Regions from separate parts of the Homo sapiens genome. Here region 1 is linked to region 2. The links are chromatin contacts, found by Hi-C or POLR2A ChIA-PET in ENCODE. All regions are on one chromosome and are shown on one strand. The core of a region is the stretch at or near the end of the contact, and the rest is flanking DNA. Distances in the headings are between cores, read along the strand shown. Region 1 holds the start of SMG8 (SMG8 nonsense mediated mRNA decay factor). Region 2 overlaps TRIM37 (tripartite motif containing 37).

Evidence for each region. A loop is a pair of places that touch in the nucleus more often than their neighbours do. ChIA-PET counts read pairs that join two places held with the same protein, here RNA polymerase II (POLR2A). Pooled maps may share reads with other maps.
Region 1: a loop to region 2 is called in a pooled map, with 2.9 times the contacts of the local background. The contact joins the promoter of SMG8 here to the enhancer-like site in region 2. A Hi-C loop is called at or near these places in 1 of 50 pooled maps. POLR2A ChIA-PET finds 5 or more read pairs at or near these places in 2 of 52 experiments (GM12878 and HEK293).

What each region holds. Positions count from the first base shown.
Region 1 is chr17:59,208,690-59,211,389 of GRCh38, forward strand. It overlaps SMG8 (SMG8 nonsense mediated mRNA decay factor), which reads left to right and starts at 1,346. Exons shown (of 4, transcript NM_018149.7): 1 at 1,346-2,700. The coding sequence starts at 1,363. RefSeq lists an enhancer at 1,155-1,224.
Region 2 is chr17:59,003,743-59,006,442 of GRCh38, forward strand. The region is part of intron 22 of TRIM37 (tripartite motif containing 37); the gene reads right to left. Among named protein-coding and RNA genes, the nearest start is that of TRIM37, 100 kb to the right of the region's middle. Within about 2 kb of position 1,314, at least 2 of the 41 ENCODE cell types and tissues checked have a DNase peak (open chromatin) inside an H3K27ac peak, as active enhancers do.

The sequences.
Region 1 (2,700 bases), core at 96-2,595, 200 kb after region 2:
GTAATCACTGACCTACTTGGTACAATAAATATTTCCTTGCTTTTAGTAAGAACACACCCCTAAATGCAATGGTTTATTTTGCTTGCTTTTGAACTCTATAGAAATAAAATCAGGCCTGGCGCAGTGGCTCTCGCCTGTAATCCCACCACTTTGGGAGGCCGAGGCGGGCAGATCATGAGATCAGGAGATTGAGACTATCCTGGCCAACATGGTGAAATCCTGTCTCTATTAAAAATACAAAAGTTAGCTGGGTGTGGTCTCACGCACCTGTAATCCCAGCTACTTGGGAGGCTGAGGCAAGAGAATCACTTGCACCGGGGAGCCGGAGGTTGCAGTGAGTCGAGATCGCGCCACTGAACTCTAGCCTGGCCACAGAGCAAGACTGCATCTCCAAAAAAAAAAAAAAAAAAAAAAAAAAATAGAATTATAGGGTATATACACTTTTGTTTCTGATTTCTTTCAATCAACATTTATTTTAAAGATTCAGTCATGTTATTGTATAGTGCTATAGATAATTTTTTTAGATTCAAAGATTTTTATTTTTTACAAAACCCCAGAATAATAAACGTTATAATTATACATTTAAATCTGGTTGTAAGTTTTATCCTGGCAGCTATTTGTCAATATGCCTTCTAGTTAGAGAGGTTCTGCAAGTTATAATTTACATACAAAGATATTTCGCAATTTTTTTTTTTTTTGAGACGGAGTCTCACTCTGTCGCCCAGGCTGGAGTGCAGCGGGGTGATCTCGGCTCACTGCAACCTCCACCTCCTGGTTCGAGCAATTCTCCTGCCTCAGCCTCCTGAGCAGCTGGAACTACAGGTATGCGCCACCACGCCTAATTTTTGCTTTTTTTTTTTTTTTTTTTTTTTTTTTTAGACGGTTTTCGCTCTTGTTGCCCAGGCTGGAGTGCAATGGTGTGATCTCGGTTCACTGCAACTTCCGCCTCCCGGGTTCAAGCGATTGTCCTGCCTCAGCCTCCCGAGTAGCTGGGATTACAGGCGCCCGCCACCACGCCCGGCTAATTTTCGTATTTTTAGTAGAGATGGGGTTTCACCATGTTGGCCAGCCTGGTCTCGAACTCCTGACTTCAGGTGATCCGCCCGCCTTGGCCTCCCAAAGTGCTAGGATTACAGGCGTGAGCCACCGCAGTAGTCCCAGTTTTGTTTTGTTTTTTTGTTTTTTGTTTTTGATATCTCAATTCCTACAGTTGAGGAAACAAACTAGGAGAGGAGAAGAGGAGGCGGAACTCAAGTGACGGGAAAGCAGGAACTGAAGAAGCGGAGGAAGGATTTCAAAATTGGACGAAAGCCGGTCGGTTTTACTAACGGACCGGAAGGACTCTAGAGAACGCTCTGCACTATGGCTGGTCCCGTGAGCTTGCGAGACCTTCTAATGGGAGCATCAGCCTGGATGGGCTCTGAAAGTCCCGGAGGGTCCCCTACTGAGGGCGGAGGGAGCGCGGCTGGCGGACCGGAGCCTCCATGGCGGGAGGATGAGATCTGCGTTGTGGGAATCTTCGGCAAGACGGCTCTACGCCTGAATTCCGAGAAGTTCTCTCTTGTGAATACGGTGTGCGACCGACAGGTCTTTCCTCTCTTTCGCCACCAAGATCCTGGGGATCCAGGACCTGGAATCAGAACTGAGGCTGGCGCCGTGGGTGAGGCCGGTGGAGCCGAGGACCCTGGGGCTGCAGCCGGGGGTTCAGTTCGGGGAAGTGGAGCTGTCGCGGAAGGTAACCGAACTGAGGCAGGCTCCCAGGACTACAGCCTTCTGCAGGCCTACTACAGTCAGGAAAGCAAAGTTCTGTATCTTCTCCTCACCTCCATCTGTGACAATTCACAGCTTCTCCGGGCTTGTCGGGCTCTTCAGAGCGGGGAAGCTGGAGGTGGACTCTCTTTACCTCATGCAGAAGCACACGAGTTCTGGAAGCATCAAGAGAAGCTGCAGTGCCTCAGTCTCCTTTACCTATTCTCTGTCTGTCATATCTTGCTTCTGGTCCATCCCACTTGTTCCTTTGATATCACTTATGATCGAGTATTCAGAGCCCTGGATGGGCTGAGACAGAAGGTCCTGCCGCTCCTTAAAACAGCCATTAAGGATTGTCCAGTTGGCAAAGACTGGAAGCTAAACTGCCGACCTTGCCCACCTAGACTCCTTTTCCTCTTTCAACTCAATGGAGCCCTCAAGGTAGAACCTCCTCGGAACCAAGACCCAGCTCATCCAGACAAGCCCAAGAAACATTCTCCCAAAAGGAGGCTGCAGCATGCCCTGGAGGACCAGATCTATAGAATCTTCCGGAAGAGTCGTGTCTTGACTAATCAGAGCATCAACTGCCTCTTTACTGTGCCTGCCAACCAAGCTTTCGTGTACATAGTACCGGGAAGCCAGGAGGAGGACCCAGTAGGTATGTTGCTGGACCAACTTAGGAGTCATTGTACTGTGAAGGACCCGGAATCTTTGCTGGTGCCTGCACCCCTTTCTGGGCCTAGGCGATACCAGGTGATGAGGCAGCACAGCCGACAACAACTTTCCTTTCACATTGACAGCAGCAGTTCCAGTTCTTCAGGCCAGCTAGTGGATTTCACTCTTCGGGAATTCCTATGGCAGCATGTGGAGCTAGTTCTAAGCAAGAAAGGTTTCGATGACAGTGTGGGCAGGAACCCACAGCCTTCCCATTTTGAACTTCCTACTTATCAG
Region 2 (2,700 bases), core at 64-2,563:
ATGAGATGACACAGATGTCTGGAATTATTTAAGGGCTTTAAAGCTAGATAAAATGCTCATCAGCCAGGCCTGGTGGCACATGCCTGTAGTCCCAGCTACTTGAAAGGCTGAGGCAGGAGGATCGCTTGAGCCCAGGAGTTTGGGACTAGCCTGGGCAACTTAGCAAAGCCCCATCTCTATAAAAAAAAAAAAAAAAAAAAAAAATTTAAAAATTAGCCAGGCACACATTGGTGTGCACCTGTAATTGTCCTAGCTACTAGGGAGGCTGAGGAGGGAGGCCCACTTGAGCCCAGGAGTTCAAGCCTGCAGTGAGCTATGATTGTACCACTGTACTCCAGCCTAGGTAACAGAACACAAGACCCTGAGGGACAGAGGAAGGAAGGAAGAATTAAGAATGAAGGGGATAAAGGGACTGGTCTAAATTGTGTCAAATAGAATGCCATAGAGATAGCAAAAATAACAAAGGAGAGACAATAGATAAAAGGAAAAAAGTTGAAAATTTTGTAGAATTATAAAAAACATTCTGAATTAAATACAAATAAAACATATCAAAATTTGTGGGATGTGACTATAGCAGTGCTTAAAAGGAAAGGTATGACATTATTTATATTAGAAGAGAAAATATCTCAAATCAATAATCTAAACTACTACTTTAAGAAACTAGAAAAAGGAAATTAAACTCAAAGCAAGTAAAAGGAAGGAAATAATAAAAAACATAATAAAATCAGCAGAAAAACAAAAAAACCACAATGAAACAAAATGGTGTTTCTTTGAAAAGATCGATAAAGTTAAAAAAGCCTCTAGGTAGATTCACTAACAAAAAGAGAGCAAACAAAATTTCCAATATCAGGAATGAAAGAGGACATCAACTACAGGTTCTATAAACAGTAAAATATAATAAAATGCTATCAGTAACTGTATGCTCATGAAACCAAAAACAGATGAAATGAGCAAATTCTTTCCTAGGTACAAACTACCAAAGGTTACTCAAGGAAAAATCGATGGGTATTTTAACTCTTAAAGAAATAAAATCTGCTCTAGTTTAAAAAGCTTCCAACAAAGGCAACTGTGGCCCCACATGGCTTCAGTGGTACACTCTTCCTTTTCTCTTTTTAAGAAGAGTTTGGTTAGCATTATTTCAGCCTTAAATATTTAGAAATCGTCTCCATCTTCAGCAAAACAAAAAAACAAAAAAACAAACTTTCCTGTTCTAAAAGAGTGAAGAGTTTACAACAATTTTATGAAGTAGGGGAAAAAGAAAAAGAGCAGAGACGGTTAAAGAGGCCAAAACTAGCTAGTTCTGTGAAGCACCACCTCCACCTTGTGGCCCTTCATGGAACTGTTGCTGAAAACACTAAAACACACTGAGTTGAACTTCAAGGCACAAATTTGACCTCTTATTAGTAGTGTTTCTGAATTCCCGACAAATACCAACCTTCAGGATTCAAAAACAATGAATTGGAATTCTCTGGAATTCCCCAAATCTACATTATTCTTTTAAAAAAGTTATTAAATACATTTTTCAAACTCTATTCATTACATGTGTATCTTTTTTTTTTGAGACGGCGTCTCACTCTGTCACCCAGGTTGGCGTGCCACTGCGTGATCTCAGCCTACTGCAACCTCCACCTCCCAGGTTCAAGCAATTCTCCTGTCTCAGCCTCCCAAGTAGCTGGGATTACAGGCATGTGCCACCACACCCAGCTAATTTTTTTGTATTTTTAGTAGAGATGTGTTTCACCATACTGGCCAAGCTGGTCTCGAACTCCTGACCTTGTGATCTACCCGCTTCGGCCTCCCAAAGTGCTGGGATTATAGGTGTGAGCCACCGCATCCAGCCTACATGTGTATCTTTAAAACAAATCATTTAATTAGTATTTGTAAGAGCTGAGGCCTATAGTGAATATTCAAATGCTAGACTGCATGTGGGTATTACTGGGTAGTATGTGAATAATGTCACGTTTAGAACTCAGCAAGGTTTACAGTACTATGCAGAATCACATGTTAATAAAAATGCCAATATAAGGATTTTGCTTCAAAATCTTTCTTGGAACACCAATCAATTTTTATTAAGTATACCATGTGTAAACTCATTATTATTTACTTAGCAGCAGACAGGGCCATGAACACACATAAAACGGCGATATTTATAATGAGGACTGATTTGTAATCACTTCTTTCCAAGGAGCTCCTGTTGACCTTAACCTTTGATTCCAGGTATCAGTATTTCCAGTTTTTACTTTCAACTTGCCCTAAGTAGATTCCTTCAAATCAGTAATGTTTCTGTGTTGTTAAAATTAATTCTAATAAGACAATTAGAATAATGTTTTCCATTTATTAAACTTCTTGACTAATTTTTTTCAGAATTCAAAAAAAACACACATTTCCCAAGAAATGCTAGGAAGAAATTCCTGCATGAAAACGCCTGGTCTTTTATCAAGCACTAAGATCTGGAAGTTTCCTACCTTTGTGAATGTAAAGAAAAAGACAAATGGCTGGACGTCAATGATAGCAATTACAAGATACTATTAATTGTAAGGAGCTTCAGAGATTGTTAACGCAAAAGAAATCTGCATCTTATTACTCTGTCAATCATCTACCATATTTTTTGAGCACCTACTATGTATGTGCTCAGTAAAGCTAACTTGAGTTATAACTCCCTTAAATCAAGTTGCTCGAATTTCAGATGCTATGGAAAAT